5 separate regions of the Homo sapiens genome follow, and regions 2, 3, 4 and 5 are each linked to region 1. A link is a loop called in an ENCODE intact Hi-C map of the cell type or tissue named here. Cell type or tissue: heart right ventricle. All regions are shown on one strand. Region 1 overlaps SPECC1L-ADORA2A (SPECC1L-ADORA2A readthrough (NMD candidate)). Region 2 overlaps ADORA2A-AS1 (ADORA2A antisense RNA 1). Region 3 overlaps UPB1 (beta-ureidopropionase 1). Region 4 overlaps UPB1 (beta-ureidopropionase 1). Region 5 overlaps UPB1 (beta-ureidopropionase 1).

Region 1 (5,000 bases):
AGGGAGGAGCCCAGTAGGGGAAGGGTGGGGGCCTGGCCTGAGCCGGCCCATCACAGCCTCCTTGGCACTGGCTCCTCATGGGTGGCTGTGGGGACTGTGGAGCTGGCTCTGGGGCTGGAGCCACTCCAGGCCCTGCCTGACCACCCCCTGGCCTCAGGACACAGTTCCACCGGCGCCACTGCTGAGGAATGGAGGAACTGCCCCTTGAGCCCTAGAGGTGAATGTTAAGGGCTTTGGCACTGTGACCCTGAGGACCAGCTTTGGAACAAAGCCATCACTCCCTGCGTGAGGACGTTGCGGCTGCAACCCTCCTGCTGTGGGACTGGGGTGCACATGGCTAGACCATGCATGGGAAGGTCCACGCAGGAAGGTTGCGGGCCCCAGGATGGGAATGGCAGAGGAGTCATTGGGGTCCACACTGGGGGACGAGACAGACCCTCAGAATCGGCTGAGGGCTGGTTTCTGCCTCGTGAGCCCCCTGAGCCCCTCAGGAAGACTCAGGACGCTCCGTGCATGTTTGCTGAGTAAGGGCTTGAATGAATCTGGGTCCAGCAGGTGTGGGCGGGAGGGGTTTGTCCCCACTAGAGGAGAGGTTTTACCTCGTGGAGAGCCCCAGAAGCAAGGATGGGGGGGCCAAGGATGGGGCCAAGGGAGGGCCCCATGGCCGTCAGCATCCCTCACCCCTACCTTGTGGTTTGACTTAACCTCCAGGAGGGGGCAGGGCAGACACAAGATACTCATTTTACAGGTGAGGATATGGGTCCTGGAAGGTCTGCAGGGAAGCCCCTGCCGCTGGTCCCAGGGCGGTGTCCCCACCTGGAGGGGGAGCTCCTCCACTGAGGAAAGCCAGGGCCATGGGAGAAGGCGAGCTCCTTTGAATAGAGGGTCAGCAAAGGCCAGGATGACAGAGAGGGGGGCACCAGGGCCAGGTCTCCTTGGAAAGACCTGGGGACAGCGCCCCAAGAGTCTCATGTGGGTCTCGCCCTTCGGAGTTTAACTCAAGCTGTCTAGGTCCCCACACATCCCAGGGTTTCCTCCTCCACCTTGGACATTAGGGAACACAAGGACCAGGAGAGCCGGGCTAGTTGAATGGGAACGGGGGCCCAGGCTTCGATCCCAGGAATAAGCCAGGGAGGCTGCCAGATGCTCAAGGCTGCATCTGGGTAAGCAATGGTCACTGCCATGGGCCCCATGCTTCTCCTAACACACTGGCCAGGTGCCTGTGTGCCCATTTCCCACCCACCCTCTCCTCCCTGCAGTGAGTGGTAGCTGCTGTGATAGAGGTCATGCCCCCATTCTGCCTTCAGCCTTAGGGTCCAGCCTGGCCCTGGGCAAGCCCCTCCACCCTGGGCCTCTAGCCAGGACCCCACTGGTCCCCAGAGGTTCTAGAATGCAAGGATTCCCAAAAGCCTTTGGCCACCAATGCCCCGGCTGTCTGACATAGCCTGTCCTGTCGTGAACAGTTGGGATTAGTCCACATCCCTCCAGATGCAAGGGTAGAAGGCGGGTCCCCTTGGACAGCTTGGAGGGCTGGACATGAAGTTGTTCCCAGTTGGAAGTCTCCAGAAAATAGGCGAGTGGGGCGGGGGGATGGGGGGGGAATTCCCAGCCTCAGGCTCTAAAATTCCCAGTTAGTCTGTGGTGCAGACAGGACTCCCTGCCTCCTTGTTCAGGGAAGTAGGGGAGGATCAAGGCCACACTGGGCACCAGGAGCTGGAAGAACAAGAGGGTCTCTGGCCCAGAGTCTGGGATGGGGAGAGGCAGAGGGGGCATTGGAAATTGGGGACACATCTTTGAACTGAGATAACAGCTGTTGCCAAGACCAGCACCTGGGCCAGGCTAAGGAAGGGCAGGGCTAAAGGTGGGGGAGCTAAGGGTCAGGCAGGGCCTTGAACGCCGTGTTCAGGAGGCTGGCCTTTATCCCTCAGGACCTGGGGAGCCATGGAAAGATCTGAGGAGCAGGCATTGGGCACAGCTGGACACTGGGGAACGGGTGACACAGGGGCATGGATCCAGCCCAACTCTGATAAGGAACAGCAGAGTTCCACAGGACCATAGTGGCAGAGGCAGCAGTGAGGACTTCTTTTTTATTTATTTGTTTGTTTGAGACAGAGTCTAGCTCTGTCCCCCAGGCTGCAGTGCAGTGGCGTGATCTCAGCTCACTGCAACCTCCGCCTCCCGGGTTCAAGCGATTCTCCTGCCTCAGCCTCCCGAGTAGCTGGGACTACAGGCGCATGCCACCACGCCCGGCTAAATTTTGTACTTTTTTAGTAGAGACAGGGTTTTACCTTGTTAGCCAGGATGGTCTCAATCTCCTGACCTCGTGGTCCGCCCACCTCCGCCTCCCAAAGTGCTGGGATTACAGGCGTGAGCCACCGCGCCCGGCCGGCAATGGGGGCTTCTTAAAAAAGAGGGAGGCTGGGCCCGGTGGTTCACGCCTGTAATCCCAGCACTTTGGGAGGCCGAGGCGGGCGGATCACGAGGTCAGGAGTTCGAGACCAGCCTGACCAACATGGTGAAACACCGTCTCTACTAAAAAATACAAAAGTTAGCCGGGCGTGGTGGCGGGCGCCTGTAATCCCAGCTACTCGGGAGGCTGAGGCAGGAGAATCGCTTGAACCCGGGAGGTGGAGGTTGCAGTGAGCCGAGATCGCGCCACTGCACTCCAGCCTGGGCGAAAGACCAAGAGTCCGTCTCAAAAAAAGAAAAGAGGGAGTGTGGGGGTGGGGCCCGGAGCGCTCCAAGGGGCGGGGAAGGGGACTCCCAGGCCCGAGGACTCCTGGAAGGGAGGTGAGTGTGGCGCTGAGGAAGCGGCGGGACGGATGCGAGCCCGGGAGGAGCGCGCTGGGGGGCCGCAGGCGGGGGATGTGGCGCGGTCCAGGCCCGTCGCGGCCTCGTCCTGACAGGGACACCTGCGGGATCGTCCTTCCAGGATCGCCTGCGGGCCTCGCGGGCCGATGCCTCGGGTCCCCCTCCGGCCTCGGTTTCTCCGCGCAGCGGGGCGGGGCGGGGGCAGCGCGGGTCTCAAAGCTGCCTGCAGGGGGCGCCCGTGAGCGGCGCGGCCGGAGCCGGAGACCCAGCGGCCGCCGAGACAGCGGGAGCCGGCGTGCGAGCGGCAGGTCAGCCGGGGTGCTAGGTCTGGCGTGCGGGGTCCTGGGTGCCGGGTCCGGGGTGCGGGGTGCCGGGGGTCCGGGGCTGGTGGCCGGGCGGCGTGGGGCCGTCGGGGGTGCGGGGCCGGGAGGACTGGGAGGCTGGGGTTCTGCTCCCCTCAGGGTTCCTTTCCCGCCGCCCCGAGACCAGTTCCCCGGCGCGGGGTCCGAGTCCTGCCCCGCGGCGGCTGCCGGCACTGCCTGTGAAGGGCCCAGGCACAGTCACGTCCCAGGCGCAGTTGCGGCGCCGCGTGCGGGACCCTCCGAGCTGTCCCAAACTGCACCGGAAGGCGCGCAGGGGTAGGCGGGGAGGGAAGGCAAGTGCGGCGGCCGGCGCGGCGCGGGGTGCGGAGCCGCAGGTAGCGGGCGGGGAGCGTCCGTCCGTCAGTCCGTCCGTCCGTCCATGCGCCGCAGACCGGCCCCGCGCGCTCGCATGAACCTTCGCGAGCTCCTCCAGCAGGGATGGACCGGGGGCGCAGAGGCGCTTCCTGAGGGGTGGCGGGCCGGGCCCCGGGGCGAGGGAGATTCCCCAGGTGGAGGAGCCGGGCGGAGACCGGTTCCCCGGGAAGGTGAGGCGCGGGCAGAGATACCCGAGCGCCCGGGACGCGCCGAGAAAGGGGGAATCAGGAACGCTGGGCCGAGCGCTGGCGTCTTCCGTGGACAGTGGTGGCGGGAACTGGGTTTGGGGGACCCAGGAGACGACGGGGGACGGATGGGGGTGGGTGCGCGCCTCGGACTGGCCCCGGCCGTCTGTCTGGCTGCCCGGAGCGGAGGTAGGAATGGCGGGAATGGTGGCGGCTCTCGAGGGATTTGGCGCAAGGCGGCCCAAGGGCTTGAGGAGGAGGCCGCGGGCCGGCAGAGCTGAGGTCCCTGTGTCCCGCACTCAGACTTTAGTTGCCCCGACTGTACCATGGGAGGAAGAGGGAGACCCAGGGCTGGGTCCTAGGCTGGGGGAGTCGGGGCCCTGCAAAGACGCGCAGGTGTTTGTGGCCCTTGTTGGAGGGTGAGCCGCAGGTCAAGCCAGCCCTCCGTCGCCATCCTGAAGCACCTCCTCTCTTGGGCTCTGCCACACACAGGGCCTTCTCCCCTATTGCCAGGTGCTCAGGCCGCCTCCACCCTGCCTCTGCTGCCGGCTCCCCCTGGGTTCCCCGGCGGGGCACCCTGCCGATACTCCATGACGCGCCAGGGCTGCCCCAGGGTGCCCCAGCCCTGGGGACCATGGTGGAGGGTTCTGTGGAGCACCGCGGGCCTGGGAAGCTGTTGCGGGGTCGGGGCTTCCTCACTGGCCCTGCTTTGGCCGTTCCTGGAGGCCTTGGGTGGGGCTGGGAAGGCCGGGCCCTGTGGGCAGCACCCCCCCCCCCCCCGCCCAACATCCCGGCAGATCCATGGCAGGGGCGCCTCACAGGCTGGTCCACGGCCACGGTGTCAGTCCCTCCTTGTTCTGCGCTTGCTTTTTGGGGTCTCCCAGCCTCTCCCTAGTCCTAGAGTTTCTCAGGCAAATCCCAGCCACTACCCCTCCATCCGTGTCCCCTGTTTCCCCAGTGCTGAGCTGGCTGAGCTGTGAGCTTTCCTGCTCCTTGCCTCAGGAAGCCAGGGGCAGCCCAGTCACCTCTGGCCAGAGGCGGGCCTTAGGCCAAGGCTGACCTGGCTGGTCTGAGAGCTGTGCTGGGCTTCTTCCCATATCAGTCTGTGAATTACAGATCCCCAAATATGCCCTGCGTCGCGATGGAGGAGGGCAATCAATGGCAATGACTGCCTCATGGGCAACGCGATGTGCTGGAGATTTCAGTGCTCTCGTCTGGGTTCTGGTCTTGCCTCCTCGACCCACTCGCTGAGCAGGTTGCTGTCCCG
Region 2 (5,000 bases), 62 kb after region 1:
AGACTAGCTACTCTGCAATGGCTATCTTTTTCTGCTTGTGGTCTTGCTTTTCCTTCTTTTTGATTGACCTTCCTGTGCCTTCCACACATCCCTCTGGCTCAGGTATTTTTTTTCTCCTAACTCAGATATTTTTTTTCTCCATACCTCTCAGATATTTTTTTTCTCCTACCTCTCTGGACCTGCACGGTACTTTTGGTAATGTTATCACCTACTATTGTAAACACAGCTACTGTTTATCCCACCTCTGGACCTGCACGATACTTTTGGTAATGTTATCACTTACTATTGTAAACATAGCTACTGTTTATCCCACCTCTGGACTTGCATGGTACTTTTGGTAATGTTATCACCTAATATTGTAAACATAGCTACTGTTTATTAAGCACTAACCATGTGCTGTGTTTGGAGCCTTATGTATGTAACACAAACTATCCAGCTTTTCCTCCTACCCCTCACAATGCACTTTCCAGCCCCTATAAAATCTGTCACTTACAGGCCTGGCACAGTGCCCGGCACATAGCAGGTGCTCAAGAAATGGAAGGTATTATTATCATAATTATGAGAAGAAGCACCATATGACTTATTCATGTTTGACCCCAATGTCTGGTTCGTTTAATATTTGTTTACAAAACTAGGCAATGGGCTGGGCACAGTGGTTTACGCACTTTGGGAGACCAAGGCGGGCAAATCATTTGAGATCAGGAGCTCAAGACCAGCCTGGCAAACATAGTGAAACCCTGTCTCTACTAAAAAAATGGAAATTACTGGGTGTGGTGGCACATGCCTGTAATCCCAGCTACTTGGGAGGCTGAGGCAGGAGAATTGCTGGAACCCGGGAGGCGGAGGTTGCAGTGAGCCGAGATCGCGCCACTGCACTCCCGCCTAGGCGACAAGAGTGAGACTCCGTCTCAAAACAAAAACAAAAACAAAAACAAAACAAAACACATCTAAGCAATTAAGAGAATAAATGTTGAATGGTTGTAAGCCATCTGTAAGACAAACTGTGCAGCTTGCCATGGACTACTGAAACTAACTCTTTCCAGAGTCTGGACAGGACAAGTACATAGTGGGGCTGTGCTGCCCAGATGCATGGCCTGGAAGTCCGGCAAGAAGCTCTTTTTGGCTAGTGACTGCAGAGGCTGAGTATAGAAAAGGGTCGTCAGTGTGTTGCTCCAACACAGGCCAGTATCAGTTTGGCTCCCTAGGTGCAGAATGTGTGGTCAGACCAACTCACTGGGATCAGAGAGAAACATGAGACTGTAAGAGAGGATTCGGATGATGAAGGAATTCCTGATTCTTAGAACTGAAGGCTGTAACTGTTGCACTCACACAGGCACAAAGGTGGGGCTCTGGGGCTCTGGGATTTGGCAATGGCAGTCTAGGAAATAGTCTATGTTAGTCTGGCAAGATGTAGCAGGATATGCCAGTCACAGTGGTGTGCTCCTGTAGTCCCAGCTACTCGGGAGGCTGAGGTGGGAGAACAGCTAGAGTCCCAGCGTTTGAGACCAGCTTGGGTAACACAGCAAGAACCCATTTCAAAACAAACAAACCAAAAAACAACTCACAGAAAAGAGGTAGCAGGACACAAAATTCAGATTCCAGATTCAAGTCTTTGGCAATGCTAAGTTTAAAAGGGGGCTGTGCACTGAGATATCAGAAAGAGACTTGAGTTTAAGGAAACAAGAGATTCAAGATTAGAGCACAAAAGGGTTTTTTTTGTTTTGTTTTGTTTTTTTGAGACAGGTTCTCACTCTGTCACCCAGGCTGGAGTGCAGTGGCACAATCACGGCTCACTGCAGCCTCTACCTCCTGAGCTCAAGTTATCCTCCCACCTTAGCCCCCCAGGTAGCTGGGACTATAGGCACATGTCATGATGTCCAGCTGATTTTTTTTTTTAAAGATGGGGTCTCATTATGTTGCCCAGGCTGGTCTCAAACTCCTGGGCTCAAGAGATCCTCCCACTTTGGCCTCCCAAAGTGCTGGAATTACAGGTGTGAATCACCATGCCCAGCCACAAAAAGGTTTAATGCCCTAAACTAGTTATTAGATTTGGGACATTAATTCAGGCAGGGCTAGCAGCAAGCAAGGTTGAGATCTGAAGTAGGACTCAGATTCTAGGAGTGAGGGCAGAACTAGTCTAGTGTTTAAGGTGGGGCTGAACTTGCCAGTGGTTGAGTTTGTTGCTGGGGCAGAGAACCTGGTAAGTTATTACAATACTGTAAGCCCTCCACAATGAATCATTAGTATACCTTATAGCTTCTCAGAGTACACAATCTACTTAGCTTCAGTATAAAGTATTTTAAGATGCCAATTATCTGCAGATGGTGAAGTATAGAACATAAGTCTGTTTGGCCTAACTTAACAAATACATAATTCTTTCTACACACTTGTTTCGCCCCGGGCTGTGTACCTATTTGACCTCTTAACCCCCATCGATTTTTGTCCCCTTACGATTCTCCAGATACAACCACTTCCAATTTGAAATTGCTCTTTGCAACCATGAGGTAGTTGTTTCATCCCCAGATTCTGGGACCAGAACTCTTTTCACCATTAGGTTCCAGAAACTAGGGTCCAAATACTCTTGCAATAAAGTGTTTCCTTTAAACCAAATCCAACCAAACATACTTTTAAAAAAGTTAATAATAAAATCTTCCCATCATCTGGCTCTTCAGTAAACTCACAGTTACTGACTTTTACTTCATCAAATACCAGGCTGTCTTGTATCGTTCTTTGGCTTATTTATGGTTCTTTGGATTTGACATCCCTAAGGTTTTCTTGGTTCATATTACAGCAATATACAGAAATCACAGACTGTAATTCAACTACCCATCTGATGACTGACTATCTTCTACAACACTCCCACCAAGTGGTCATCTGGACCGTACCTGAACACCCTGAATGAGAACTCATCACTTGCAGAGACTGCCTATTTCATTTTTTTTTATATCACCCAATGAAAATAACTGTATTGGCCTGAAATATCCTCCCTAAGTTTCTTGAGACAGAGTCTTGCTCTGTAGCCCAGGCTGGAGTGCAGTGGCACGATCTCAGCCCACTGCTACTCACTGCTACCTCTGCCTCCCGGGTCCTGGCTCAAGCAATTCTCCCGCCTCAGCCTCCCAAGTAGCTGGGATTACAGGCACATGCCAACATGCCCAGCTAATTTTTGTATTTTTAGTAGTGACGGGGTTTCACCATGTTGGCCAGGTTGGTCTTGAACTCCTGACCTCATGATCTACCCGCCTCGGCCTCCCAAAGTGCTGGGATTACAGGCGTGAGCTAGCACGCCTGGCCTCCTCCCTTAGTTTCTATCCATTGACTCCAGCTCCTCTCCTTAGGGACATGTGGAACAAATAAAAACCTCTTATATGTGGCCCCTTCAGAAATCTGAATGAAGTGACAATATCCTTCCTGAGTTTGTTTGCCTTGTTTTGCTAAATATATGTTCCAAGTGCCTTTAACATTTTGTTGTTGTTGTTGCTGTTAGATCTCTCTTTTCTGCATATTCAAGATGATCTATATGTCGTGTAGCTATCCCAGAGCTAGATTAATTTCAGGTGTGCTCTGGTCAGCACAGAACAGAATGAGATAGTCATCTTCCTTGTGTTCTGCACACTATACTTCTCATAATGCAACCTAAGATTATATCAGCTTTTTTTGGCAGCCACACACACTGTTGACTCACATTGAGCTTCTAGTCAACTCAATACCCCTAATTCAGCCACACGTACTGCTGCTAGGCCCAATGCATACTTCTGCAATTGTTTTAGCGGGGAGGAAGTGGTAAAGAGAAAGATTTATCACATTGATACTTCATGAAATTTGGGGCCCAAAAATTCAACCTGGGATTTTGCATTCCTGTCATACATAAGCCTATGCTTAGTTTGCTATCCTAAATGATTAGACAAACTAGTGATGAGTCATGGACTGGAGTTCAGCTTAGGCTAGTCAGCTTTGCTTTGTTTCATGGTCTCATGCAGCCTTCTCAAAATTACCGATCTTTCAAATGTATGCTATTTATCCCGAGAAGAACTGGTGGAAAGACTATAAATGATTCAATGCAAAGCCATTATCACCACTGAAAAAAACAACGCAAAGATAAGTATCCAGTACATTAAAGATGGTATATTTATAATTTGCCATGGAAGAATTATATCTAAACACCTTCTCCTTGATTAAAAATAGCATCTATAGAGATAATGCTATATAGATTTTCAAAGATATTTCAACTTAGCTTATTCCATTCCTTCAAGAAAGTGGGGAAGGTATCATTATCCTCATTTCTAGTTCAGTTCAGTCCTTATTGTACCCATGGTATTCCAACACAAGTGAGACCCACCCCATGTGATTAAGGCACTCATATCCAGGGTGTTCTCATTTCTAGTCCAGTTCAGTCCTTATGGGACCCATGGTATTCCCACACAAGTGAGACCCAGTCCGTGTGATTAAGGCACTCTTATCCAGGGCGTTCTCCTGTAAGTGTCAGGCAACATCTGCTCTGCTTGCCCTTGCCATCTGGATTTTAAAAAGGATCTCATACTCCGTTAATCATAAAATCATAGAATCTATGAGAATTAGTCTAATATCTTTGAAGATTAGGAAGAGGTATCAAATAATGCACCTAAAGTTTCAGTTACCTAATAGTAAAACCAGGATTAGAACATATTTATATTCTAACCAGTATTCAGACCAATCTTCTTTCTCTTACACTACTATTTCTCAAGATACAAGTAGGTAACTGTCTGTTATCTACAGCAAGGACATTTCTGAAAATGGGATCTGAGATACACATTCTCTGCAACTCAAGAATGTTATGGCTAAGGATCCCACCAAACTCCTAATCCAAGGGAATATGGGCCAGGAAGCTAATCAGAGAGGGATGAACCATGAGATGCTGAACCAGCGACTTCCCAGTAAACAGATTTGTGCTATATGAAGCAGCTCCCCCAATATCTACCATTGTTAGAGCCACTTGAGGATTTAGACCACTTGTGTTCTAG
Region 3 (5,000 bases), 80 kb after region 1:
TTCTTATTCTGTCTCTCCCTCCTCCTCACTGATCTTTCCACTTCTCTCCAGCTATTGATCTGAAGCTCCATTTACCAACCGGGAGGGTGCCCTTTTGGCCTGCTCGTGCTCTCCACGGGACGCTGCCTCTCAGCTGCCTGCCAGGAGGCGGCCAGCCAGCACACGCTGGTTGGGACCGTCTGTCCGTGTGTTCTTCTGCCTTAATCCTCAGGGCGGGGACTCGCTATACCCAGAAGTCTGTCAGTTGTGGTGCCTACAGGATTACGGGAATAGATAGGCATTCGCTTATGACCTCAGAGTTAGTAAATAAAGGTGACAGCATCTTGTATCTCCCTAAAGAAACATGTTGTCACAGGCGCAGGTGGTTTGCTTTATACACTTCTCCACAGCATTCCTCCAGCTGCTCAAACTTTCAGGGATTTTCCTGCACAGGTTTCCTCAGGATACGGCGTGTTTGAGGATTCTTAGGGATTCTGGAGAAACCTAAGGCCTCTTGGATTCCAGGTTTGGTTCTGCATCATCATTCACATTGGTCCTTCCTTTGCTTTTGTTGGATTCACAGATGTCTGGTTCTCAGTTCTCTCACTTTTTGTATCAGGATTTGTTTTTTGTGGATATGTCCCCTCTATCATCCCAGACTGTCAAGTCATAGGACCAGCTATGTTTTTTTCACGTGCACAGGGCCTAGAAGTATGCTTTGCGTTTTGCTAACACCAAGCAAATGTGTGTTTGCGGGGCTGATGCTGTCAGCAAATATCCACAAAGCCATGGGGTGCACAGCCTCTCAAAGGAGGAGACTATAGGCCTTGTGGAGAGTTTGTGCGCTCTGGGTTTTCAGCCTGGTTCCTTTGGTCTGTCTTTGAACAAACGCTTTTGAATGTCTCCTGGGAGCCAGGCATTGTGCCAAGGACAAGCAGACAATGAGGATGCTTTCTTCCTATCCCCAAGGAGCCTGTGGGGTCCTGGGAGTGACAGACAGCAGAGGAAGAGTGGCACACAAAGCAGTGGCACACAATGGCTCCCGAAGGCCAGGGGATGCTGAGTTACCTTGACACTTGGCCCATAGCTGTGAGAGCCTGCAGAGGCCCACAGAGGGGTGACATGTGACATAGATAACACCTCCAGGAAGATTAGGTGGGAGGAGGGAAGTACATTCCTGGCCCAGGGCACAGCACACACCAAAGCACGGGGATTTAAAAGAGCCAGAGAGGCGAGGCATTCCATGATAAGATGCACACAGGATAAGTAGGATAAGTGTGGAACCAGGCTTGCCTCTGAAGGCAGGAGAGTGGGGAGCGGAGTCCCGGGCCAAGGGGGTGGCTGACCTGGGAGATGGGTGTGAACGTGGGCCCTGGACCGGAAGCAGCACCATCCTCATCCCTGCCTCTCAGCAACCCCACAGGTCAGGTGGCAGCCTCCCCATTACCAGGTGAGGAAACTGAGGCAGTGTCCAAGTGTCTGACCCCAGAGCCTCTGCACCTCCAGCTTTTCATGCAGATTTTGGACATCAGGAGATAACCAAATATAGAACCTCCCCACCCTACTCCTCATACCTGCCCAGGTGGGCATTGATTTTTCCATATGCATTAGGATGAGATCCTAAAAATTGCCTTACCAATAGAACTAAATGGATTCTAATCCTTTTTAAATTCTCAGGTCTCTGCCCTTCATAGACGCATAAAGGCTATCGTAGAGGTGGCTGCAATGTGTGGAGTCAACATCATCTGTTTCCAGGAAGCATGGAGTGAGTCTTTTTTATGGTGCTTTCTCTGCTGCCTTCAAACAATTGTGTATTCTCTCCATGTTGCCAAGAGTGTCTGCTGCCTGACTTTTAAAGAATCTCCTTTGTTTCCTCATCCATGGAAAGTTCTCCGTCCACATCACCAGGAACCCCGGCCTCCCTGCTGTTACGCACCGAGCTGTTGTCTGATTCCTTCAGTTTTCCCACATCGTTCTGAATCCATTCGCTCCTCTCCATCTCTCTACCACCACCTGGTCCAAGCCCCTGGCAGCTCACCTCTGGCTTTTGTAATTCCCTCCAGCTGGTCTCCTGTGCCCTCCTGACCAGGACTTCTTTACCTTCAGATCTCAGCCCAGAGCCAGCCCCCCCATCTAAACATCCTGGTAGTATGTACCTTTGTGGTTTTTATTTTTATCAGAGTTTTACATGCTCATGGTTTAGAGTCAGATGGGTGTACAAGGTCTGTTACCAAAAAATAGCTATTATCCCCAGCATCAACACTGAGCTAGTTCCTTTGGAATTTACCTTTGTTAGTGTTGCTACTTCCTAATTTTTTAGTTTTGCATCACCTATTGACTTCCCCCTATGGAAGATGTCAGTGTTAGCCCTTTCTTGCCTCCTCCTGGCCCTTCGACATACATGTGTCCTTGTTCTATCCCCCCAGCCCATTTTGTCAACTTTGATTCCTTTTCTTTTTTTTTAAGACAAGGACTTACTCTGTCACCCAGGCTTAGAGTACAATCACAGCTCACTGCAGCCTTGATCCCAGGCCCAAGCAATCCTCCCACCTCAGCCTCCCAAGTAGCTGGGACCACAGGTGCACACCATCACGCCCAGCTAATTGAAAAAAAAAAGTTTGTAGAGATGGAGATCTCACTATATTGCTAGGCTGAACTTTGATTTCTTTTCCTGAATTATTTTCTGTTTTCCCTAGAGTTTGCTTTGTTTTCTACTTGCCACGCATTCAACCCCAAACTTTCTATCAATTCCTAAATCTCCCTTAATGTGTTTTAGACGCATCAAACAGTCTATCAGTTTCATCTCCTCCAAGGAATCTGCCCCAGAGCCTTGTGACTGCTGTGGTCTGAATCAGGTGCCCCCTCTGCTGGCCACACAGTTATTGTCCTGGGATCCCCCCTCATCATCACCCTGGGGAATCCCTTTGCCTTGCTCTTGTGTTTCTCTGTTCCCACAGCTTCCTCTTTCTTGGTTTATACCCTTATTTTAGTGGAGTGGTGTAGTGGATCCTTATAGATTTATGTTGCCTCGGCATCCATGTTGAATACAAGTTTAACTCTCTCATACCAGCGGCAGGGCTCGGTCACGCTGGACACAGTTTCCAGATCTACACCACACCGAGATGGCTCAAGCCAAGTGGCCAGAGGTAAGAACTTAAGAGGCCTCTCTCCCACCAGCAGACTGGGCTGCCCACTTTCCTGCTGCTTCCTTTAAATGGACCATCCAGGCATTTGGCCATTAACTTAAGGTGACCACATCTTAGTCATTATGTGTACTGCTAGTTGCCCCATACTCTCTCTGACTCTTCATTTCTCCCTCATCTGACCTGGGGACAGAGGACTGCCCTCCTGACTCATGGCACTCTCCTTGCCCAGGATCTGTAAGTAAAAAAATCTTTAAACTTGTTTCCTATTGCGATTGTGTGTTGAATTTGCACCTTCCATGAGAAGAACCAGGGGCTGCCCCAGGCTGGGTTTTCCTTGGGATACCGGTGGAAACACAAAGTTGGGCTCCTAGGGCCAGAGTGGTAGTCAGGCAGGGACAGGTCAGGCAAGAGCTGCCACACAGCATGTGCCAGTATAAACAAGTTTCACGTATGAGGGACCCCCTGGTCACGGGTTGGACAGACAGGCATTAGGCTGTCCACCATGTACAAGATGTATCCTGTGAAAGGCACACTGTAGAGACCACATCCAGCTCCCTTCATTTCCTGTTAGTGCTGGGTTGCCAACCGCTCTGGTACTGGAGCCCCCATTTAGCTAGGGACTCTCAGAACAAGTAGTTCCCTGAGGAAGAACACATCAGAGGTAAACTTTTTGAGGCCTTGCCCATCTGAAAATATGTTCCTTCTACAATTTTCTTGATAGTTTGGTTGAGCATCAAATTTTAGGTTAGAAATCATTTTCCTTCAGAAGTTTGAACACATTGTTCCATTGTCTTCTAGTTTTTTGGGCATTGTTGAGTAGTCCACAGCCATTTTAATTTGTGACCCATTGTCTATGACTTGTTTTTCTCTGGAAGACTGTAGGAGTTTCTCTTTTTCACCAGTACTCTACAATTTCATAATGATATTCCATTGTGTATATCTATTTTAATCCACTCTAGGCACTCAGTGGGTTCTTTTAGTCTAGAAACTTGGGTTCTGAAGCTCTAGGAAATGTTCTTGCATTATTTCATTCATTATTTTCCCCTCTTTTTTTCTCTTTCTAGACAGTCCTACTATTAGGATGTTGGAACCCTGGACTAGTTCCCTAATTTTGTTATGTATTTCCTCCTTTTTTTTTTTTTTTTTTTTTTGATACGTGGTCTTACTCTGTCACTGAGGCTGTAGTGCAGTGGCACAATCACAGCTCACTGCAGCCTTGACCTCCCAGGATCAAGCAATCCTCCCGCCCCAGCCTCCTGAGTAGCTGGGACCATAGATGCATACCACCACACCTGGCTAATTTTCTTGAATTTTTTTTTTTTTTTTTTTTTGTAAAGATGAGATCTGTGTTGCCCAGGCAGGTCTCAAATTCCTGGGCCCAAGCAATTCTCCCACCTTGGACTCCCAAAATGCTGCAACTATAGGCGTGAGCCACAGGGCCCAGTCACCACTTTGTCTTTTTGCTCAATTTTCTGGTGGATTTGATCTGATTTGTCAGTCAGCCCTCCTATTCAACCTTTCATTTCTGCTGTCAAATTTTGAATTTACTAGTGTTCTTTTGGTCTGAAAGTCCCTGTTGTATTACATCCTGTTCTTGCATCATGGTTGCGATATCTTCTCTTACCTCTAAGGATACTAATATTAAGTAAATTTTGTTTTCTCTCTTATTCCAAGAGTCCTTATTCCAAGTTGGACGCTTTGTTTGATTGCTCATATTTTAAGAATTGGGGATTAAAAATCTGTGAGCTCTGAGTTTGTAGTAGGGGCTCACCCACTGAGCTCCATTATAGGGTGATCTGATTTAGTGGTAATTCCCAGGTAATCCCAGTGTTAGTATCTCTGGGTCATTCTTTTCAGGCTGGTCAGAGTCCCCAG
Region 4 (5,000 bases), 94 kb after region 1:
TGGAGGGAAACCTGGGCCACCCCGTGTTCCAGACGCAGTTCGGAAGGATCGCGGTGAACATTTGCTACGGGCGGCACCACCCCCTCAACTGGCTTATGTACAGCATCAACGGGGCTGAGATCATCTTCAACCCCTCGGCCACGATAGGAGCACTCAGGTCACTCAGTTGGTGGGGTCTGGGGGGCTTCCTGGGGCCCAGCCAGCTAAAGCCCAAGGCTGGGCTGTGGAGCTCCAAGGTGGCAGCAGGCAGGCGCAGCCACCAGGATGTTAACAGAGCTGAGCCCCCAGGATTGCATGTTGTACATGTGACCAGCTTTTCAGTGAAAAGAATCCTCAAGATGGCAATGAGCAATCCCCCACCCGCAGCAAGAGCTGCTCTACAGTAAAACACCAACCTCTGCTGTGATTCTGAACACTGAGATGAAAATAATTCCCCCCTTTCCCTGTAGTCAGCAGGGGGCTTCAAAAAGCCCCACATTGGGCTGAGCTCGGTGGCTCACACCTGTAATCCCAGCACTTTGGGAGGCCGAAGCAGGTGGATCACTTGAGGTCAGGAGTTTGAGACCAGCCTAGCCAACGTGGTGAAACCCTGTCTCTACTAAAAATACAAAAATCAGCCAGGCGTGGTGGTGTGTGCCTGTAGTCCCAGCTACTCGGGAGGCTGAGGCAGGAGAATCACTTGAACTTGGGAGGCGGAGGTTGCAGTGAGCCAAGATGGCACCACTGCACTCCAGCCTGGTGATAGAGCGAGACTCCATCTCAAAAAATAAAACAAAACAAAACGAAAAAACAAAAAAGAACCCCCACATCTAAGTCCTTGGAGCATAGTAGGTGCCTAGCCAGCATTGGCTCTTGGATGGGGAACTGTGGATTCCTAGTCCTCACATCTGCAGCATCCTGCACAGGCAGGACAGACATCTGGACAAGAGAAGCTGCAAATGAGGGAGTTGGAGATCAGTCGAGGAAACTTGTCTTTAACCAGAGAAGGGTTTTATTTTTATAACACATAACAAGTGTTTCGGTGTTAGCCTCACCCCTAAACAGATAGAACTGCCCTTGTCAAGGCAGGGCTGGGGGATGAGGGGAGGGTGGCCCCGGAAGCCCGAGAACTGGGCAGTACCCCACCCCTGGGGCCCCTCATTTAGGAGGGGCATCCAGCGAGCTGATCTGACTGCATGACTCTGCTGCTGCTGCCTCTCTCTTCCACAAAGGCTGAGCATTTGGGTGGTTTCCAGTTTTGCATCACTACAAGTAACAGAACTCTAGGAATTTATGTGCAAATACTTTTCTCCCCAACTCACTTCTTTCCAAGCAGGATTCCTGCAGCAGGAGGTGCTGGCTTTCACTTTCTGTGGTCTTGGCTGCCAGTGTCCCCAGCAGGACAGGGGTGTGCCCTGTCCTGCCATGGGTGGGGAGCAGGGGGAGTTCTGGTGGGTGTGCAGCTTTAGTCTCTGTCAGCCTGCACTTGTCTCTCTTGTCCTCATTCTTGACTAAATTTCAGTTGAATTTCTTCTTTTTTTTTTTTCTTTGAGACGGAGTCTTGCTCTGTCACCCAGGCTGGAGCGCAGTGGCGCAATCTTGGCTCACTGCAAGCTCCGCCTCCTGGGTTCACGCCATTCTCCTGCCTCAGCCTCCCAAGTAGCTGGGACTGCAGGCGCCCGCCACCATACCTGGCTAATTTTTTGTATTTTTCGTAGAGATGGGGTTTCACCGTCTTAGCCAGGATGGTCTCGATCTCCTGACCTTGTGATCCACCCACCTTGGCCTCCCAAAGTGCTGGGATTACAAGCGTGAGCCACTGCCCCCGGCCAAATTTCAGTTGAATTTCTTCTAAACGTCAGGGTGTGACATTTACCTTTTCTTTTCATACAGTGCCCCTTTCTCAAGAGTAATATCCCCTCCCCATTCAACATTTATTTACATAGCAGGTTCCTTCTGGAGCCAGAATGCAACCCCTCCTCTGTTACCTCAGGTCTACCACCCTGCCCATGTACCTGGAGGTCTGGTCCATGTCCAGGAGGGGTACTGTTGGGTAGAAGGGGAATATCAGGCCTCCATCTCCCCTCAGAGAACATACTGGAGTCTCATGGTGGTCAGATCACCAGTGATAGCATTCATTGGTGGTTGTCAGTAGGGTTTTTACTGGTCATCCAGCTACCAGGCCTGGGCAGAACTTTGGGGCCACCCCCTAAAGCAGCCCCCTCTGCTGGCTCTGGGTAAGACACTTGGCAAGCTCCATCTTCCCACTGGGGTCCCTAGAGGAACCCGAAGCACTAGGGCATCTGGCTTCTGGGCCAGGGCAGACAAAGTTGTGGCTGTGGACTCAGATGGCTCCTCGCCTTGTGTGTGCAGAGGCCCTCCCTGACCCTCCTATCTCAGGCTTTTATTGGCTCCAGTTAGGCAAACAGAAGCACCCCAGTGTAATATGCATATAATTGCTATGTCCTCAGCAGCCTATTAGGCTTATTAAAAATGATTGATTTTTCTTTCCTCAGCCAAGAATCATCCAACCCTTGGCTTTCCAGGGTGTGGTGAGGCTGGCAGTAAAAACTAACAGGTCTTTTGGAAAGCAGTATGTTTCATGAGCTCCTAAAATGCTCATGCCCTTTGGCCTGATAATGATGCTCCTAGAACTGTAGCCTGAAGAAACAATCTAAAAGAGGAGGGAAGGCCAGGCACAGTAGCTCACATTTGTAATCCCAGCCCTTTGGGAGGCCAAGGCTGGCGGATCACTTGAGGTCAGGAGTTTGAGACCATCCTGGCCAACATGGTGAAACCTCATCTCTACTAAAAATACAAAAATTAGCCGGGCATGGTGGCAGGCACCTGTAGTCCCAGCTACTTGGGAGGCTGAGGCAGGAGAATCGCTTGAACCTAGCAGGTGGAGGTTGCAGTGAGCTGATATTGCACCACTGCGCTCCAGCCTGGGTGACAGAACAAGACAGAAAAAAAAAACAGGGAAAGGCAATGCATGTGAAGGTGCTCACAACAGCTTACTTACAATAAGGGAAAAGCTGACAGCGGGGGAAGTGTCTGAGCTAAGCACATTACAGCCCACCTCTTCCACAGGTTATTGTACAGCCACTATAAAGAGTCATGATGAAGGTAATGCAAAGTGATGAAAGCCTGTGAGCAAGAAAAAGACGTGTTCAGGCTGTGGTCAGAACTCTTGGAAAAAAAAGGAAAAAAAAGTTTGCCTATGGATGAGGATAGTCATGGAGTGTGGATAAAAGGCAACAGGTGGTTTATTAAGATGGTAGGATCCTGGCTTGTTTTCTTAAAATGATGAATGATGGAATTGATAGTGTTTTTCAGCATAATGCTGGGCAAATCCCCACCAGCATTGGATCACAGCATCCAGAACCATCCATCCCCTTTTCTGGCACCTTCTGCCGCCTGTATTAGAGACAGACATACACATGTGCATGCACACACATGGGTCAGCAGGGTGTCCTCATTCATTTTTGAGTCCCACAGTTCTAAGTACATAGTAGTGTCTGAATGCTTTTGATTAGGTTATCCTCATAATCCAAGGATGTGTCCCTTACAGCTTGGGTGACCAAAGATTTCTACCACCTGTGTACATTCATTGGCAAGTCACCATCCTATCCTCTTGCTGCATCTTGCCTTTCCACTGCGATTATTTTTAGGGGTGTGTGTGCACCGCGCTGGGAATATGGCAAACGTCCCCACTCCCCATCAGACGTCATGATTCCTGCACACACTGGGCTCTCACTAACCCCAGCTTCCTTTCCCCTGGTGGTTTTGAGAGCATAAATTTTATTTCCAGCTGTGGGTTTGGGTCCTATGCAGAACACCTCCCTGGAGAATTGCAACTAAGATGTTTATGGCAATCGCCCTGCAAGTGTCTATTTAATTCCTGAAAATGTCATTTACTGGTGTGTTTCTGTAAAAATCATTTCTGAAAAGTTTTGTCAGCTTGGCTTAGCAGCTGGGGGAAAAAAGCAGCAAAATGAGTCCCCTCAATCAAGCCTGTGATTTTTTATTTTTTCAGACTCATGAATCCTCCTGAGAATTAGGCTTATGACAAGCACCCACCCCCTCCACCTACTCCCTGGTTTAAACCAGGTGCCTGCTGACACGAAGGAAGATTCCGGGGCATTTTGATCCTAGTCACACAGTGTTTCTAAGTGGGCATTACTCCTGTCAATCCACAGTCTTAAAGATGTTCCTCAGACAAAAGATAATTAGTGACAAGAAGGCCCACTAGATTCCATGTCATATCTTAGTTGGCGGGCCAGAGAAGGACAGGGTCTCTGGTTGGGGCCGTGTCTCCCATCGCATTCTCCCTTTGCAGGTGCTGAAGTGAGGAAGGCCCACAGCTCAGCCAAGCACATGGGGTGCCTCCCTCCTGGGCCACTAGCCCACTGGCCAGTAAGAGAACCAGGGAGCCTTTACTTAGAGACTCAAGGTTCAGAAGAGGGAAATGGGAAGTCACTGGGAAATGGCCCAGCTTGGAGGAGGTGACCCTGCTGCCGAATCTGACCCCTTATCCTATTACCTAAGTTCCTTTCTTGTTTACTGGCCCTGAAATCACCCGCTTTGGAGATTGCCTTGCAAGGCAGCATAGCAGAGTAGGAGAGTTAGGGTAGGGCAGGTACAGCCTGTGCTCAGCCCTCACAGGCCCTGCACAAGCCCACCAGGCCCCCGGCTCCCTTCTGGCATTCACCAGGAGAGGTTCTGCCCAGCCCAGCAGGTGGGTTCCAGGAGAAGGGATGGAGGTGGGAAGTGGTGGTTATGGAACTCCTACCACTTGGATCTTCACCTGCATGGTCATTCAGTCTTCATAGTCTTCTTTTGAGGACATTTCAGAAAAGGAAACTGAGGCTCAGGATGAGGATTTGATCCAGGGCTGCTAATTCTTCTGACAGAGCACAGCCACGTGGCTTATGCCTGCAGCAGGCCCTTCCCAAAGGCTGTTCAGGCCAGGGCAAGGTGCTGAGGACAGGCTGGCCTGGTTGCAGGTTTGGGGTGTGACC
Region 5 (5,000 bases), 100 kb after region 1:
TAGAAGTGACACCTCTCAGAAGGGTGACATTTAGACATTTCCCCAGGGGCAAAGGGAAGCAGCATAAGGGGGCCATTTGCAGCAATTTGCTGGGCCTTCAGGCCTGAGATGAGAGACAGGCCTTTTGGGCCTCAGCATTTGGCAGACACTGGGGAGGATGGCATGGACTCCGTGTCCTGGGCCTGCCTCAAGGTGCCTGACCCTCTGTGGAGCCCACAGTGCATCTACACAAGCTCACAGATGTGTTTCTTTGTTCCTTTAAAGCTCACCAGGACTTTGGCTACTTTTATGGCTCGAGCTATGTGGCAGCCCCTGACAGCAGCCGGACTCCTGGGCTGTCCCGTAGCCGGGATGGACTGCTAGTTGCTAAGCTCGACCTAAACCTCTGCCAGCAGGTGAATGATGTCTGGAACTTCAAGGTAGGTCCCCAGGACCCCTGTTGTTGCCTGCTCCTCTGCTTTGGCCCTCATCCTGCTCTCAGGAACTGCTGTTGCGGGGTTGCCCATGGCAGCATGAGGTACCAGCTCCCACCTGAGGGCTCTGTGTGAGCTGAGGGCTGAATCTCTGCCTCCTTGCTGGCTCCCGGGAGGAACAGTTGGGTCAAACAATGTACAAGCAGCAGGCTGCAATAAATTCTCCTCTCATCTGATTTAGATTCTGGGTGCCTTCAGACAAATTAATCTCAATTTCATTTGTCCAGAGAATAGAATGGATTGGCTCCTCTAATCCTTTTTCCTTTCCAGGCATTTGCACTTATCACAAGATAAATATGCATGTCTGGTTCTGCTTGTGGCCAGTCCCTGCAGTCTAGGCCTTGACGATAGCAGGAAATGGGTCATGCAGAGAAATGGAATCTAGGCCTGGCTCTGCCACAGCCTTCCTTCCTTGGTCACCTTAATTAAGCCCCTTGTGCTCCCAAGCCTTAGTACTCCCAGTTGTAAAATACGGGGCTTAACTCGAAGGTCCCATGCTGGCTTTGACACCTAATGCCCTGTGATGTCAGGAGTCAGAGGAATGGAGATGTCTGCCCTCCTGGGATGGGACTCCACCCTAGAAAGGCTCACAGCTTCAGAGTTTGCTGTATTAGTGTCCGAAAGTATTTCCACCAACTCAGCACCCCTTTTTCTTTTTTGGTGGAGTAGGGGGCATGGAGACAAGGTCTTGGCTCTGTCATCTAGGCTGGACCAATGGCACAGCCATAGATCATGGCAGCCTTGACCTCCTGGGCTCAAGCCATCCTCCCACCTCAGCCTCCCGAGTAACTGGGACTATAGGCGTGCACCACCACCACACCCAGCTAATTTTTAAAATTTTTTATAGAGACCGAGTCTCACTATGTTGCCCAGGCTGGTCTTGAACTCCTGGCTTCAAGCAATCCTCGCACCTCGGGCTCCCAAAATACCAGGATTATAGACATAAGCCACTGTGCCCTGCCTCAGCAACCTTTTATAAGCAAATTGTATATGCAAATGTCCATTGTTATAACTGACTTTGCCCGGTGTGACTAAAAGACCACCAGGGCCTCTAATCCACCCAGACATGGGCTTTTGGCCTTGATCCTGTTTTCTGAGCATGGGTTCCTCAGTCTCGGATCCTTGTCAGACAAACAAGGTATTGGGCATGAGAGAGTCTCCTGACCTCTCTCTCCTCTTCCTGGGCAACTAGGATGAATGTAGGATTCCACCCAAATCAGAAGGGAGCCAAGAATGCTGGCCAACTCTTTTTAATAAGTATCCCAGGAGCAGTAAACCAAATGTTTTCTCATTAGACACTTCTTAGAAGCAGAAGCCTTCCCAACTTTGGTAATGGGCCTGAGCTCCTGTCAAGGCTTTTGGGAGTAATCCACCTTGGGAAAGGAGGGAGGGAGGGAGGGTGTGCTGGGTGTGAGCACTGTGGGTGGGCTTTCCAACTCCACCAGCCTCTGTATCCACGATGAGATGCCACATGGAGTAGACAGAACTCCAGGCCCATCCAGGAGCCCCTGGTTCAAATCCCAGCCTTTTCTACAACTGGCTAGTGACCTGGAGCAGGTCACTCCTCTCTGGGCTGTAGGATGCTCTTCTGGGGAGCAACAGGACCACGGGACTCCCCTTCTCCATCCTGCCTCAGCAGACCACACTTTCTGGATAGACAGGTCGAAGGGGTCACAGCAGCCAATGCTGGGCTGTATGAGTCATTGTAGCATCTGTGAACTTTGCCACAGTACTAGAATCAGTGCCAAGAGGTCACTGTCAACGAGCCTTCCTGATGCGTTCCTGCCCCATGACTGCCCTCCAGTGGCAAGAGGTGGTGGCGTGTAAGTGATGGGGATTTATAAAACCAGAACCTCTAAAGTACATCTGTGTTTTGCTTTCAGATGACGGGCAGGTATGAGATGTACGCACGGGAGCTCGCCGAAGCTGTCAAGTCCAACTACAGCCCCACCATCGTGAAAGAGTAGCCGGCTTCAGTGCCTGCCTTGGGGTGAGGAAGACACCTCTGCCCCAGTGGATTAGCAAGTGTGGCAGGCTTAACATGTCCAGGTTCTCCCCAATAACATTGTCCAGGTTGGTTTTAAAATTCCCAGGCAGGGGGAGAGTGGCATGGGGAGTGACTTCTTAATGGGTAAGGGGCTGCTTACTTCTGGGGTATTGGAAATGTTTGGGGACTAGGTAGAGGTGAATGTACTAAATGCCACTGAATTTGTATACTTCAGAATGTTTGTTATGTAAATTTTACCTCAACTAAAAAAAAAAATGCCCAGGTACTGCTTGTGCAGGTGGATTTGAGGTTAGGCAGATGATGCTGTCCATCCCGTACACCAGTGGGAAGAGGGTGAGGGCTGATCCAGAGACCCTGAGCCTACAGCAAGGCTGTGGTGGGTCGGATGGTCTTTGGATGTGTCAGCTTAGCTAGGCCACAGTCACCAGTAATTCAATCAGACACTAATCTAGGTATTTCTGTGAAGGTATTTTGTAGATGTGACAGAAGTCCATTCCCAATTGACTAAGTAAGTGAGATTATCTCAGATAATCTGGGTCAGCCTGACCTGATTAGTCAGAAGGCCTAAAGAACAGAGCTAAGGGTTTCCCTGAGGAAGAAATTCTGCCTGAGGACAGCAGCCCAGTGCTTGGCGAGAGTTCCTGACAGTCTGCCCTTCTGATAGCCTGCCTCACAGAGTTTAGACATGACTAGCCAGCTCCTACAATCACTGAAGTCAATTCCTTGCAATAAATCTCAATATATCCCCTACTGGTTCTGCTTCTCTAGTTGAATCTGACTGATACAGATTTTGGTGCCAAAAGTGGTTCTAGAAAAATAGAATCTTAAAGATGAGTTTTCTGCATTGGTTCTGGATTTTTTTAGAATTCTTCCCTAGTTTGATTGAACTTAAAGGCATCAATGACTCTATTTCCATAGAGTCAGGGTAAAGAGGGTAGTTGGTAGTCCATGGCATGGTGCAGCAATAGTTATTTATGTGCGAGACTAGCCATCAGCCATCAGTTTGTGCCCAGAGTTCCAGCCTGCCCTTTCTGATGGCTTGTCCTGTGGATATCAGACTTGCCTGACCAGATTCCATCATCATAGAAGGTAATTTGTTGCACTAAATCCTTTTATATCTCTATCCATCACCTACTAATTCTGCTAGTTCTGCTAATGTGGTTGAGCTCCATTTTACACATCAGATTACTCACTTCTCTACACCTTGGTTTTTACATCTGTAAAATGGGACTGGGCCAGGTGTGGTGGGGTGGCTTATGCCTGTGATCCCAGCACTTTGGGAAGCCAAGGCAGGTGGATCACTTGAGGTCAGGAGTTCAAGACCAGCCTGGCCAACACGGCGAAACCCCGTCTCTACTAAAAATACAAAAATTAGCTGGGCATGGTGGCGCATGCCTATAATCCCAGCTACTCAGCAGGCTGAGGTATGAGAATTGCTTGAATCTGGGAGGCAAAGGCTGCAGTGAGCTGAGATCACGCCACTGTGCTCCAGCCTGGACAACAGAGTGAGAGCCTATCTCCAAAAAAAAAAAGGGGTGGGGACCATATTCCTGCTTTATGTCAAGACACTGGTAAGAGACAGACTAGATGGGCCAGGGAGCCCCTTGGCAGTTATCAGTGCAGCGCCTATTTAGCCCTGTCCCTGAACAACACGGCAAGAGCCCAACCTGCCAAGTCTCAAATAGCAGTTAACCAGAGTATCGGGTTGGAGGTGGGGTTGAGATTCTGTAATTCCCCGCTTATTGTTCCCAATCAGAGAAGGCAGCCAGAGAAGGCAGCTTCATCCCTTCACTGGCCCAGCAGCTGAACTATATGGAAACCTCCATGTCAGGGCTAGGGTACTCCTGGACAGCCACCAAGGATGAGAAACCCTGATGGAGCTGCCTGGCCACAGCTCTGCGGTAACTTCCTTGAACTCTCTGTGCTGCAGGTTTTCACTTTACCTAATGGCCCTTCTTGCACCTTTAAAAAAAAAAAAAAAAAATTCCAGTCCTACAGACACAGTGAGCTTTTTTGCCTGTTCCTTTAGCTTTCAAAATTTAGTGTCAGCCAAGGCGGGCAGATCACAAGGTCAAGAGATGGAAACCATCCTGGCCAACATGGTGAAACCCCATCTCTACTAAAAATACAAAAATTAGCTGGGTATGGTGGCGCACGCCTGTAGTCCCAGGTACTCAGCAGGCTGAGGGAGGAGAATCACTTGAACCCGGGAGGCGGAGGTTGCAGTGAGCCGAGATCACACCACTGCACTCCAGCTTGGCGACAGAGTGAGACTCCGTCTCAAAAAACAAAACAAAACAAAACACCTTAGTGTTTTTGGTTTCTAGAGGGTGTAATCAACCTAATACAGAAGCCAGCTTAGGTGACAAATTGGTACATTTGTGAAACAGGCATGAATAAATGGACCACAACTCTTTGATTATCTGCAACTCTCATTGCCTGGAAACAGAACAGTCAGGCCCATCTTAGAGTATGCAGGCCCTGTACAGCCAAGGTCATTTCAAGGTTTAACTCATCCC

Evidence for each region. Hi-C counts contacts between places; a loop is a spot of excess contacts. Peaks named below come from ENCODE experiments on the same cell type or tissue, not always from the same donor. Only the 100,000 strongest peaks of a DNase experiment are listed, where the experiment ranks them.
Region 2: it touches region 1 in a loop (3-fold over the local background); 37 of 110 quality-filtered maps call a loop at or near these places.
Region 3: a loop joins it to region 1, with 4 times the contacts of the local background. A loop is called at or near these places in 86 of 110 quality-filtered maps.
Region 4: a loop joins it to region 1, with 2.4 times the contacts of the local background. A loop is called at or near these places in 96 of 110 quality-filtered maps.
Region 5: a loop joins it to region 1, with 4 times the contacts of the local background. A loop is called at or near these places in 76 of 110 quality-filtered maps.

What each region holds. Positions count from the first base shown.
Region 1 is chr22:24,420,839-24,425,838 of GRCh38, forward strand. The region is part of intron 18 of SPECC1L-ADORA2A (SPECC1L-ADORA2A readthrough (NMD candidate)); the gene reads left to right. It also overlaps a transcript of ADORA2A not described here. Among named protein-coding and RNA genes, the nearest start is that of ADORA2A, 4.3 kb to the right of the region's middle. RefSeq lists enhancers at 565-1,174, 3,478-4,129, 4,130-4,780 and silencers at 2,749-3,068, 3,079-3,518. In heart right ventricle, CTCF peaks have their summits at 728 (motif pointing right) and 3,004 (motif pointing right); a DNase peak (open chromatin) is centred at 3,062; H3K4me3 peaks cover 2,485 bases; H3K27ac peaks cover 3,404 bases.
Region 2 is chr22:24,482,933-24,487,932 of GRCh38, forward strand. All of the region lies in intron 1 of ADORA2A-AS1 (ADORA2A antisense RNA 1), which reads right to left. Among named protein-coding and RNA genes, the nearest start is that of ADORA2A-AS1, 9.6 kb to the right of the region's middle. In heart right ventricle, a CTCF peak has its summit at 2,896; no DNase peak of the experiment used is centred here.
Region 3 is chr22:24,500,470-24,505,469 of GRCh38, forward strand. It overlaps UPB1 (beta-ureidopropionase 1), which reads left to right. Exons shown (of 10, transcript NM_016327.3): 3 at 1,657-1,744. Among named protein-coding and RNA genes, the nearest start is that of UPB1, 7.6 kb to the left of the region's middle. RefSeq lists an enhancer at 2,918-3,187. In heart right ventricle, a CTCF peak has its summit at 2,837 (motif pointing left); a DNase peak (open chromatin) is centred at 2,852.
Region 4 is chr22:24,515,214-24,520,213 of GRCh38, forward strand. It overlaps UPB1 (beta-ureidopropionase 1), which reads left to right. Exons shown (of 10, transcript NM_016327.3): 6 at 1-157. Among named protein-coding and RNA genes, the nearest start is that of UPB1, 22 kb to the left of the region's middle. In heart right ventricle, no CTCF peak of the experiment used is centred here; no DNase peak of the experiment used is centred here; H3K27ac peaks cover 475 bases.
Region 5 is chr22:24,523,355-24,528,354 of GRCh38, forward strand. UPB1 (beta-ureidopropionase 1) reads left to right here. Exons shown (of 10, transcript NM_016327.3): 9 at 265-419; 10 at 2,357-5,000. The coding sequence ends at 2,440. Among named protein-coding and RNA genes, the nearest start is that of GUCD1, 29 kb to the right of the region's middle. RefSeq lists an enhancer at 2,385-2,564. In heart right ventricle, a CTCF peak has its summit at 2,280 (motif pointing left); a DNase peak (open chromatin) is centred at 2,267; H3K27ac peaks cover 1,293 bases.